Regions from separate parts of the Homo sapiens genome. Here regions 1 and 2 are each linked to region 3. The links are chromatin contacts, found by Hi-C or POLR2A ChIA-PET in ENCODE. All regions are on one chromosome and are shown on one strand. Each heading gives the region's core, a stretch centred on a gene start or an enhancer-like site at or near the end of the contact. The rest is flanking DNA. Distances are from core to core; before and after follow the strand shown.

What was found. Hi-C counts contacts between places; a loop is a spot of excess contacts on that map. ChIA-PET counts read pairs that join two places held with the same protein, here RNA polymerase II (POLR2A). Pooled maps may share reads with other maps.
Region 1: a loop to region 3 is called in a map of CD14-positive monocyte, with 4 times the contacts of the local background. The contact joins two enhancer-like sites. A Hi-C loop is called at or near these places in 1 of 168 maps with a recorded cell type or tissue (CD14-positive monocyte). POLR2A ChIA-PET finds 5 or more read pairs at or near these places in 1 of 52 experiments (BJ).
Region 2: a loop to region 3 is called in a pooled map, with 9 times the contacts of the local background. The contact joins two enhancer-like sites. A Hi-C loop is called at or near these places in 1 of 168 maps with a recorded cell type or tissue (chondrocyte) and 6 of 50 pooled maps. POLR2A ChIA-PET finds 5 or more read pairs at or near these places in 3 of 52 experiments (A549, PC-9 and activated CD4-positive, alpha-beta T cell).

What each region holds. Positions count from the first base shown.
Region 1 is chr9:87,404,766-87,408,493 of GRCh38, forward strand. It overlaps the pseudogene LOC112268032. Among named protein-coding and RNA genes, the nearest start is that of DAPK1, 91 kb to the right of the region's middle. RefSeq lists an enhancer at 742-1,292. Within about 2 kb of position 1,251, at least 4 of the 41 ENCODE cell types and tissues checked have a DNase peak (open chromatin) inside an H3K27ac peak, as active enhancers do.
Region 2 is chr9:87,372,710-87,376,455 of GRCh38, forward strand. No RefSeq gene overlaps it. Among named protein-coding and RNA genes, the nearest start is that of DAPK1, 120 kb to the right of the region's middle. Within about 2 kb of position 1,407, at least 2 of the 41 ENCODE cell types and tissues checked have a DNase peak (open chromatin) inside an H3K27ac peak, as active enhancers do; they include PC-9, where a contact is called at or near this core.
Region 3 is chr9:87,711,583-87,715,363 of GRCh38, forward strand. No RefSeq gene overlaps it. Among named protein-coding and RNA genes, the nearest start is that of CTSL, 13 kb to the right of the region's middle. RefSeq lists an enhancer at 1,805-3,004. Within about 2 kb of position 1,934, at least 31 of the 41 ENCODE cell types and tissues checked have a DNase peak (open chromatin) inside an H3K27ac peak, as active enhancers do; they include PC-9, where a contact is called at or near this core.

The DNA.
Region 1 (3,728 bases), core at 1-2,500, 310 kb before region 3:
TAACTCCATCATCTGCTCCATCATGCACATTCAATTGAATGATCAGTTCTATACATTTTATCTTGATGTGTTTCTCCACTTCATCCCCTCCACTTTGTACCCTACACTGTTGGCTTATTCATCTCTCACCTGGAATAACACAGTCTTGTTCTCTGGCCTACTCAATTCCAGCTTATTCCCACTTCTCTTTCCTACCCATGTATCCTTCTTACCATCAAAAAGTAATACTGCAGATCTCCACATGTCTCTCCCTTGCTTAACAAACCTCAGTGGCTCCCCATTTCCTGCACCATAAGGTGCAGTCTCCTTAGCATGGCCCATAAAAACTTGAAAAGCATACAAGCCCATCTTTCTGGTCACTTTACATCCTGGCCACTTACGAACCTGTGAGCTACCCACAACTTATTAGTGCCTGTATCCTTAGCACCCTGTCACTCTTGTGCCTCTGTGCCTTGGTTCATGCTGTTCTTTTAAATTGTGGTGCTCTTCCCCAGCTCCCAGGTCAGATAGATATCTCTTATCTGACACATTCACTGATATCACCGCCACTATTCCTCCTCCATGGGGGAAAGTAACTCTCTCAATCAGAGTGCGCATACTTCTATTCTGGCATATGCACACTCACATTCTACAATAGTGTTTTTATATTTCTATCCCTCACTAGACTGTAGTCTCTTCAGTGGCAGGGGTCACTCTAGGTACCTTAGAATTTGCGGCACATACGCAGCACAGAGCCCAGCATGAGGAGGTGCTAAATGTGTGGCTGAATATTTGAATTAGTAAAGGAAAGAATCTCAGACTTATATCCCACTCAGGGTGCTTTCACTACATCTTGATCACTTCAAGACAGAAAAAAACAACAAAAGCAAACAAGCAAAAAAAAAAAAAGAAAAAAAGCAAGAAAAAAGCTAGCAAAAGCAATCAGAGAGGGAATCCTATATACACCCCACCTTCTTCCTAAACCCCTGTGGCTAGGAAACAATTGCCACACTGGGAACCAGTGGTGTTGAAATCAGCAATAGTGGAAGAATTTACATTATGGAAATTAGCAAATCGTGCAAATAATATTCGGGGGAAGGGAGATTTGTTGTTGTTTCCATTTAAAATTGTACAATTCAGTGGTTTCCTAATATATTCATTAGGTTATGCAACTACCACCATCAAATTTCAGAACATTTTCATCACACCAAAAAGAAACACAGTCATTAGCAGTCACTCCTCATAACTCCCCACCCCAGCCCCTGGCAGTGTTTCTTGTTTTTTGAGAGCTGGTTGTTAAACATTTACAGCACACCACTGCTGGGAATGCAGCTATTTCTATAATAACAGTTACTTTTCTCTTCCTCACTTAATGTTTTGATTCTTCAAGAATCTTGAGGCCTCCTAAACCTCAAAGGTTTGTAACACAAAGATGATTTATCTTTAAAAGAAGTTATTTCAACTCTCACTTAATTCAATTTATCTGTCACAGAATGAGATGAAAAATTGTTATGCATAGAGAGGAAAATCAGAAACTAATAAATCTTTAAAAAGGCTAGATCACTTTCTGCTGGATTAGTATGTGGGATTTACTTTTGCATGAGACAATGGGCTCTTGTCTATTTTTAGCGTAGATAATGCATTTCCTAGGACCCACAGGAGGCCTTGGCTTCTCCTATTACTGAACACACATGCAGAGACCAGAGATTTTGTGAAAGAGAAAAAGAAAAAAGACAAGGGGAAAGGATTGGTGGTTTGCTCTTTTGATCACTAATGCAACTCCATCAGGAAAGATGAAATATAATGCCCAAGAATTTCCTAAAAGAAATTCACTAGAAATGCACAAAAATACACTTGTTTCAAAAGATGTACATACATCCCCATATGCATGTGAAGGCACTTGCACCATGAAGTCATTTGTTAATCTCCTAATGACCCAATGACCCTAGAACAGTTCCCTAGATGTGGGCTCCCAGACACCAGATGCACATTACTCATCTAATTAATGCTGCTGATGAACTTGTTTCAAAATCTTTTATATTTGTAAGCAGGAAAGGTTGGGCTGTCCTCTAAGATAGCATAAACCAAAAATAAAATTCTGAGCCCTGTAACCGTCTGAATGGACCCTTCCTTTTGGCCAAGAGCATTCCAAAGTCAACCTGAAAAACTAGTTCTGTTCATGATGGGAAGAGGGGGTGGGACATGCCTTATTACCATTAACGTCAACACAGACCTTGAGACTGATAGAACAGACTCTAAGTCTGGTAAATATTTACAAGCTATCCTCTCTGAAGCCTGCTACCCTGAAGCTTCATCTGCATGGTAAAACCTTGGTCTTCATAATCCCTTACCTTAACCTAAACATTCTTTTCTATTGATTCCGGGTCTGTAGATAATAACCAATCGCCAATCAGAAAATCTTCGAATGCATCTATGACCTGGAAGCCCCTGACTTCCAGTTGTCCCACCTTTCCTGACCAAGCCAATGTACATCTTACATGTATTGATTGATGTCTTATGTCTCTCTAAAACATATAAAAAACATATAAATGCAAGATGCAGCCTGACCACCTTGGGCACATGTGTCATCAGGACCTCCTGAGGCTGTGTCATAGGCATGTCCTTAACCTTGGCAAAATAAACTTTTAAATTGATCAAGACTTATCAAGACTTATCTTTTGGTTTATGATCAAGACTTTTTGGTTTATGTAGGGACTCCATCTTTTTTTTTTTTTTTTTTTTTTTGAGACGCAGTCTTGCTCTGTTGCCCAGGCTGGAGTGCAGTGGTGTGATTTCGGCTCCCTGCAAGCTCTGCCTCCTGGGTTCACCTCATTCTCCTGCCTCAGCCTCCGGAGTAGCTGGGACTACAGGTGCTCACTACCACGCCTGGCTAATTTTTTTGTATTTTTAGTAGAGCCGGGGTTTCACCATGTTAGCCAGGATGATCTCGATCTCCTGATCTCGTGATCCGCCCGCCTCGGCCTCCCACAGTGCTGGGATTACAGGCGTGAGCCACCGTGCCTGGCCTGTAGGGACTCTATCTTGTTACTCAAATTGTAGTTTGCTGTCCAGCACCATCAGCATTACCTGAGAGCCTGTCAGAAACACAGAGCCTGAGGCCAGGTGCTGTGGCTCATACCTGTAGTCCCAATGCTTTAAGAGGCTAAGGTGGGAAGACTGCTTGAGGACAGAAGTTCAAGACCAGCCTGGGCAACATAGTGAGATCTGTATCTACAAAAAATAAAAATTAGGCTTGGCGCCGTGGCTCACGCTTGTAATCCCAGCACTTTGGGAGACTGAGGCGGGAGGATCACCTGAAGTCAGTGTCACACACGTCTGTGTGAAGAGACCACCAAACAGGCTTTGTGTAAGCAACGAGGCTGTTTATCTCACCTGGGTGCAGGCGGGCTGAGTCCGAAAAGAGAGTCAGGAAAGGCAGATAGGGGTGGGGCAGTTTTATAGGATTTGGGTGGGTAGTGGAAAATTACAGTCAAAGGGGGTTTTTCTCTTGCGGGCAGGGGCGGGGTCACAAGGTGCTCAGTGGGGGAGCTTCTGAGCCAGGAGAAGGAATTTCACAAGGTTAATCACTCAGTTAAGGTGGGGCAGTAACAAATCACAATGATGGAATGTCATCAGTTAAGGCAGGAACCAGCCATTTTCACTTCCTTTGTGTTTCTTTGCTTCCTTCAGTCCATCTGGATGTATAGGTGCAGGCTTGGTCCCAGAGGCCTGACAGTCAGGAGTTGAAA
Region 2 (3,746 bases), core at 157-2,656, 340 kb before region 3:
GACCCAACCCACTGAGTGCATTCCCGAGAGACAGAGCCTCCTCTGCTGGGTCCCCATAGCTGGAAATAAAAAGAGATAAAACCAAGCATGAATAATGAGCCTGTCATTCAGGTGTTAGCCTCCACTTTGAAAATTCACTGAAACTATTTCCAAGATAAGAACTGAAAGCCTGAGCTGAGTGCCTCCTCTGCCTTGAACAACTGCGAGGGAATCTAGAGCGGGGGTCCCCTTCCATGAAAGATTACAATTACTCCCACACCTGTGTTTTGCAGGTGGTTTTCAAGAGGGCAGCAAGTGAAAAAATACAATGGGTGAGATGATATGTAAATATAAAATATTAACAAATACACCTAACACAGTATTTGACTTTAACAATTAGGAAAGGCTTTCCTTTACCAACAGCCAACACATACATATATGATACGTGTTAAGATAACACGGCATTGGCCAGGCACAGTGTCTCACACCTATAACCCCAACACTCTGGGAGGCTGAAGTAGGTAGATCACTTGAGGCCAGGAGTTCGAGATCAGCCTGGCCATCATGGTGAAGCCCATCTCTATTAAAAATACAAAAATTAGGCAGGGTGCGGTGGTTCACGCCTGTAATCCCAGCACTTTGGGAGGCTGAGGTGGGCAGATTACCTGAGGCCAGGAGTTCGAGACCAGCGTGGCCAACGTGGTGAGACCCTGTCTCTACTAAAAATGCAAAAATTAGTCGGGTGCGGTGGCACAGCCCTGTAGTCCCAGCTACTTGGGAGGCTGAGGCAGGAAAATCACTTGAACCCGGGAGATGGAGGTTGCAGTGAGCTGAGATTGTCCCACTGTACTCTAGCCTGGGTGACAGAGCTAGACTCCATCTCAGAGTAACTAACTAACTAACTAAATAAATAAATAAAAATAAAAATACAAAAATAAGCCAGGCATGGTGACGCATACCTGTAGTCGCAGCTACTCAGGAGGCTGAGGCAGGAGAATCTCTTGAACCTAGGAGGTGGAGGCTACAGTGAGCTGAGATCGCATCTCTGCATTATAGCCTGGGCAACAAAGCGAGACTCCATCTCAAAAACAAATATATAAACAAATAACATGACATCTTATTTTCTGGGTTCTTCTCACTTCCTTCTCTACTTTGTCTCTGAGTCCATTTTTACATCTCTGAAAATCATTCCGAGGCACTGAGCGATTGTCTGAGGATGTCTGCTACTGTTTTTCACAGCCATCTGCCATCTTTGCTGGCTCTTCATGTTTTCCCTGGACTCTTTTTACCTTGTCTTAGAACTCATCTGAGCCTCAGGGTCTACTTGAGATAGAAACGAGGTGTCTTAGGACAAGCTCTACCCAAGGAAGGAATTCAGGCCACAAGGAGGCTCTGAATGTCCCAGCCTGCTCATCCCTGGGTGAACACAGCTCTGGCTATGATTCAGAGCTCTCCTGAAAGTGTAACCACCCAAGGGGTTCACCTTGCCTGCTGCTTAGACAGAGCTGATTCATCAAGACAGAGGAACTGCAATAGAGAAAGAGTAATTCACGCAGAGCCGACTGTGCGGGAGACCAGAGTTTTATTATTACTCAAATCAGTCTCCCCGAGCTTTCGGGGAGCAGAGTCTTTAAGGATAACTTGGTGGGTGGGGGGAAGCCAGTGAGCCAGGAGTGCTGATTAGTCAGGGATGAAATCGCAGGGAGTCAGAGCTGTCTTCTTGCATTGAGTCAGTTCCTGGTTGGGGGCCACAAGATCAGATGAGCCAGTTTATTGATCTGGGTGGAGCCAGCTGATCCCTCAAGTGCAAGGTCTGCAAAATATCTCAAGCTCTGATCTTAGGAGCAACTTAGGGAGGGTCAGAATCTTGTAGCCTCCAGCTGCATGACTCCTAAACCATAATTTCTAATCACGTGGCTAACGTTAGTCCTACAAAGGCAGTCTAGTACCCAGACAAGGAGGAGGTCTGCTTTGGGAAAGGGCTGTTACCGTCTTTGTTCAAACTATAAAGTAAGTTTCTCCCAAAGTTAGTTCAGCCTATGCCCAGGAATGAACAAGGACAGCTTGGAGGTTAGAAGCAAGATGGAGTCAGTTAAGTTAGATCTCTTTCACTGTCTCAGTCATAAATTTGCAAAAGCAGTTTCAAAAGCTGTGCTTGTCAGTTGGCCTCACATCTGCATGTCTACTTCAGTGGCTACAAAATTTCTAGAGCTTAGCACCTTTCTCCACTTTTGTTGGACACCTGGCTCATCCCACAAGTACTTCTGCAAATATAATTTTTATTTAAGTTGTTTACTTTCCTCAGAAACTAGAGCATCATTGAGGGAGCAAATGTCTGTAAAACATTTAGGGAGCAAATGTCTCAATCCCGAGGCTGAAGCATGAAAGCCTGACACTGCTCCAAAGTACGAGCTTGCTCTCATGACAACTTTAGGTTCAAGATCAACAGTTGGTGATATTTAGGGAAGGCCTTGCTTTGTTTTGGTGTGTAGTTAAGCATCACTCCTGTTGAAGAGTTTTACACACACACACAGACACACACACACACTAGAGAAATACAGAGAGTAGAAGGTAGATACGCAGGTATGCAGAGTATGTGGAGATACAGCATCAAGGTCAGAAACATCACTGGGGTCCAAACTCAAATGGCTTCACAGCCTTCCAAGGAACATTAATGTGTAAATGTGGTTGGGGGTGGGGGGGTGCGGGAAAGAGGACAATAGGGAAAGATAAGAGCTGCACGGGAGAAGAGAGTGCCCAAAGTCTTCAAATTTCAATGATTTTTAATTCATACTTTGAGACATATCTGCAGGCAGCAGAGGCTTGAAGATCACAGCCTGAGACATCCTGATTCTGTCATGCTGCCAGAACATTGCCTCCTCTACTGCTGTTGTTGGCACTAAACCTTACTGCCCAGACTGCCATCCAATTAGTAATAGGATTCATCAACACTTTTGAATTAAGTGAGGGGGGAGGTACAGAAAGATGTCATTCATTCATGCCCACCATCATAGGAGATGCAACCTTCATAAAATAAATCCATGCCCTCAACCAGCTAGGGAACAATGTGGGGACGTAGGGTTTGTAAATAAGGGCCGGATTACAAAGCAGTGCAGGATCAGTGTAAACAAGCCTGGCATGGAAAAATACCCATCATGGGGTGTGAGAGTATGATGGATTCTTTCCAGATGTGGTCAACTAGAAAAACATTACGAAAATATTTGGGGCCGGGCACAGTGGCTCACACTTATAATCCCAACACTGTGGAATGCTGAGGCAGGAGGATTGCTTGAGCCCAAGAATTCATGACTAGCCCAGGCAACACAGAGAGACCCCGTCTGATAAAAGAAACTATCCGAGCATGGTGGTACACAGCTGTAGTCCCAGCTACTTGGGAGGCTGAGGAAGGAGGATCACTTAAGCCTAGGAGTTCAAGGTTGCAGTGAGTTCTAATCATGCCATTGTACTGCAGCCTCAGCAACAGAGTAAGCCCCTGCCAACCCCCACCCCCAAAATTGGGATTTTTTACTGTGCTTGAAAAAATAAGTCGGATTTTAGAGAGAGAGTAGTGTAAGGTCAGTCTTCTCATTTATTGCAAAAACTATTATTTCAGACATTAAAATTACAAATGGACATTCACGCTGCCTCCACAGACCAACTGAGCTTATCTATGGAGCTTGATAAAGATGACAAAAAGAGTTAATGAAAAAGGTTTCTGAAGTCTGGAATGAAATCTAGAGGTGGGTTCTAGGAGCACAGATGACCCA
Region 3 (3,781 bases), core at 684-3,183:
GACTACCTACTGTATTTAGAGCAGCTCAGCCAAGCGGAGCCCCCCAGAAAAGGGGAACAGGAAAAGGGATTGATTGCTTTTTAAAGAATTTAATATTTGTTATTTCAAAAAAAAAAAAACTTTAAAGTGGTCCTCAGAGGGGGAAGAAGTGAGAGTTCTGTTTGGCTTCTTTCCTCTTTTGATTGGCAGAGGGTTTTGTTTTTAGTTTGAATTCGTATTTGAGACCCAGCGCCACAGTCTTTGCAGGACTATGCATTCCTGAGAACTTAAACTGAACTGTTTATGAGGAATAGTGTGAGGGTGAGGGCCCAGCCCTGGCTCACTGAGTCCTCAGGGCTCAGCTCCACAGCTGCCTGAGGAATTTGCTCTCAAGGGCAATCTTCAGCGATCTGGAGCATAGCTGGGCTTTGGGTGGCAACCTGAGGGTGAGGTCAGACTGTAGCATCACAACCAAAAGTCACATGCTGATGACAGGCTCCAAATCCTCCCAGCCCAGGGCCTGGTGGCTTCCAGATGTTGACTCAGGACAGGAACCGCTTGTCTGCCCTAAATGAATGCCATGGCCAGAGAGGGTGGACCAGGGGCACCTCTGACAGGGAGAGTTAAGGAGCAGTGAGCTCCCTTCCACCTCCGCTGAGCAGAAAGGAACCCTGGAAATACCTTCAGGACAGACAGCTGCTGATCTCTTCCTGGAAGCGCTGGGCCTCAGAAGCTTGCTGGTTCCTGCCTATTTGCTCCCACGGCAAATTCTTGATTCTTTATCAGAAAGGAGGGAAGAAGTGTGTGGGTGTGAGGGGGAAGAAGCCACAGGAATGCCCACAGCAGAGGTCCTCGGGGACGCTGGGCTATCCCTGGTGGCAACACTCTTGGGGCTGGTGCTGGGTGAGGACGGCCTCCCAAGCACCCTATGCTGTGACTCCAGCCCCCAGGATTCTCCTCAGGGTAGAGAGAAGGAGCTCAGGTGAGCTCTGGATGAATGATACCATCTTTTCCATTGAAATCACAGAATTTTACAACTAAAGAGAACTTCCAGATGGTTTGAGTCAACCGCACTCTGGCAGCTGGAAGCAGAGATGAAAAGATTCAGGCAAAATTACACAGTTCAATTATTAACAATTCAGACTAAGCATCAGGCCATCTGACCCCAACTGAGGGCCCCTCATCCTATTCTACTAAGTATATTACACTGCAGTCTGTATGTGTGTGTGCATGTGTGTGTCATGAGAGTACACGGATATGCAGGTGTATGCATCTGTATTTTGTGCATAAATGTGTGCATTTGTGTACATGTATATTAATGTATGTGCGTGTGTCATGTGCATATGTGTAGCAGAGTTAGTGTGCATATGCACATGTGTATATGTGTATTGCGCATGTGTATACACATGTATATATGGGGGTAAGTCTGTGTCTTTGGTATGTGCATATATGTGTGTGTGTGATGTGTGTGCATGTGTGTGTGCTTTGTGTGTGTGGTGTGTGTGCATGTGGTGTGTGTGGGGGTGTGTGTGGTGTGTGTTTATGTGATGTGTGTGTGGTGTGTGTGTGAGGTGTGTAGGGTGTGTGCGTGTGTGGTGTGCATGTGGTATGGTTGTGTGTGGTGTGTGCGTGTGTGGTGTGTGTGTGGGGTGTGCGCATATGTGTGGCATATGTATGTGTATATGTGTGGTGTGTGTTGTGTTTGGTGTGTGTGGTGTGTGCATGTGTGTATCTGGTGTGTGTGGTGTGTGTGATGTGTGTATGTGCGGTGTGTGTGTTTTTGGTGTGTGGTGTTTGTGGTGTGTATGTGTTTGGTGTGTGGTGTGTGTGTTTGGTGTGTGGTGTGTGTGTGGTGTGTGTGTGGGGGGGGTGTGGTGTGTGTGTGGTGTGTCGTGTGTGTGTGTGTCATGAGAGATTCTTAGGCCATAATGGCTTTTTTTTCTGACCAAGAGACTTGATTCTTGCTGATTCAGCCATGAGTGTGCATTTCCCACAATCAGGGTGACTAACCAGGACATCCGGAGAAGTTTCTTCCTCTCTGCCTCACCCATCCCACTCGCTCCATCCTCAAAGCGGACACTCAGATGCTGGGGCTTCTGCCCCAGTGTGTGACCCCACGGGAGGTTTGCAGAGTCCTCAGGTTGCGTCACAGCCAGCGTTGATGAGCATCATCCTGTCTTCCAAGAAGGCAGGCCAGTCACCCAAGAATGAGCCAGAGCTGCTTCTGTAAATCACGAGATTCTGTGACCCAGATTAACATGGAAGGAGAAACCAGCAGCTGCTGCCGCCGTAGGCACAAGTCAGCAACTTCAGTCCTTCTGAGGCTGGCCCTTCCTGGCCATGGGCTGCCCTTTCCCTTTGGGGTAATTTGAGGCAATGAAAGTTTTTATTCCCTTTGGTTGTATTTTCTAGACATGTTTTAATGTAGCTGAAATCATATGAAGTGTTCAATTTTATACCCTGCTTTTTTTAAACGGAAGATTATGACACAGCTTTTTTACAATGTTATTAGAAGCTTTTCAGAAACATTCCTTTTAACGGCTGCAAAATGCTATAATAATATTGTCATATCCCAATTCCCTACTGTGAAACACTCAGGCGTTATTCCCTGTTGAAAACAAAGCTGGGCTAAACATCTTTATGCACATTTTTTTCTGTATTTCGGACTGGACATGATATATGTGGCTTTTTGGGCTGTCGGCACATAACAATTAAAATCCAAAAAGAGAAAACATTAATTGCTGAGCAAAACTTTGCATTTATGTTGCACTCTATCTGGTTTTCTTTTCTTCCAGAAAAACATTATTTTATTAATCAATGGCTAACACACTTTATAATAATTTTTACCAAATTTTTTGCTACATATAACAGCTTTTATAATCTTACTCTTTTAGCAAGAACGGAAAAAATTCATTCTTTCCACCATCACAAGAGATTAATTACTCAATAATTACATTTATTACCAGTTTAGAAAACTTTGAGCTTCAAAACCCATTACAGGCAATGTCATAAATTTTAAAGATTACTGTCAAATCTGGTGAACACTCTATCAAGTTTAGTTTCATTTGATTATACATAAGCTGTAAGATTTTCTGACATTGCAAGTTTAATTGTCTAGTGACTTATTTTAAATGCTTTTTAATGCCAACACTCATTATCCAATTGTCATTCATGTCCTTCTCTGCCTGGCTTTATGGGCTGAATTTCTGTGCAGGTGCCTTTTGCTGAGAAGGCACCCTTCCCAGTGCTCTGGGCCATTCTCTGTGTGGTTCCATTGCTATCCCGCTCCAGGTACCAAAGGATTTGGCCTCCAAACTCTGCTGCCCACCTTGGTGGTTGGACACATACTCCTGGAGGACCTGGAGTCAAAACAAGCCACATACATCCTGCTGACATGGAGAACAGCCAGCTACTGAGCAAACATGCAACACTGGTGATATTGTGCAATGTTCCCAGCTGTGAATTTATCTCATTGTTTTCACCCAGTGACATTTTTATCTTATCCCTCCATAAGCCAGGCAAAAGTACACTAAACGCTTGAATAGATTCTCTCTTGTCATTTTGGAATTACTATTTTCATTTTTTATTTGAAAATGAGAAATAAAAAGGAATCTTATAACTTCTCTCTGCCCCTTAAAGCTATTTTCAATAAAGAGTAGCTTTTTTTTTTTTTTTTTTGTGAAATGGAGTCTTGCTCTGTCACTCTGTCGCCAGGCTGGTGTGCAGTGGTGCGATCTCGGCTTACTGCAACCTCTGCCTCCCAGGTTCAAGTGATTCTCCTGCCTCAGGCTCCTGAGTAGCA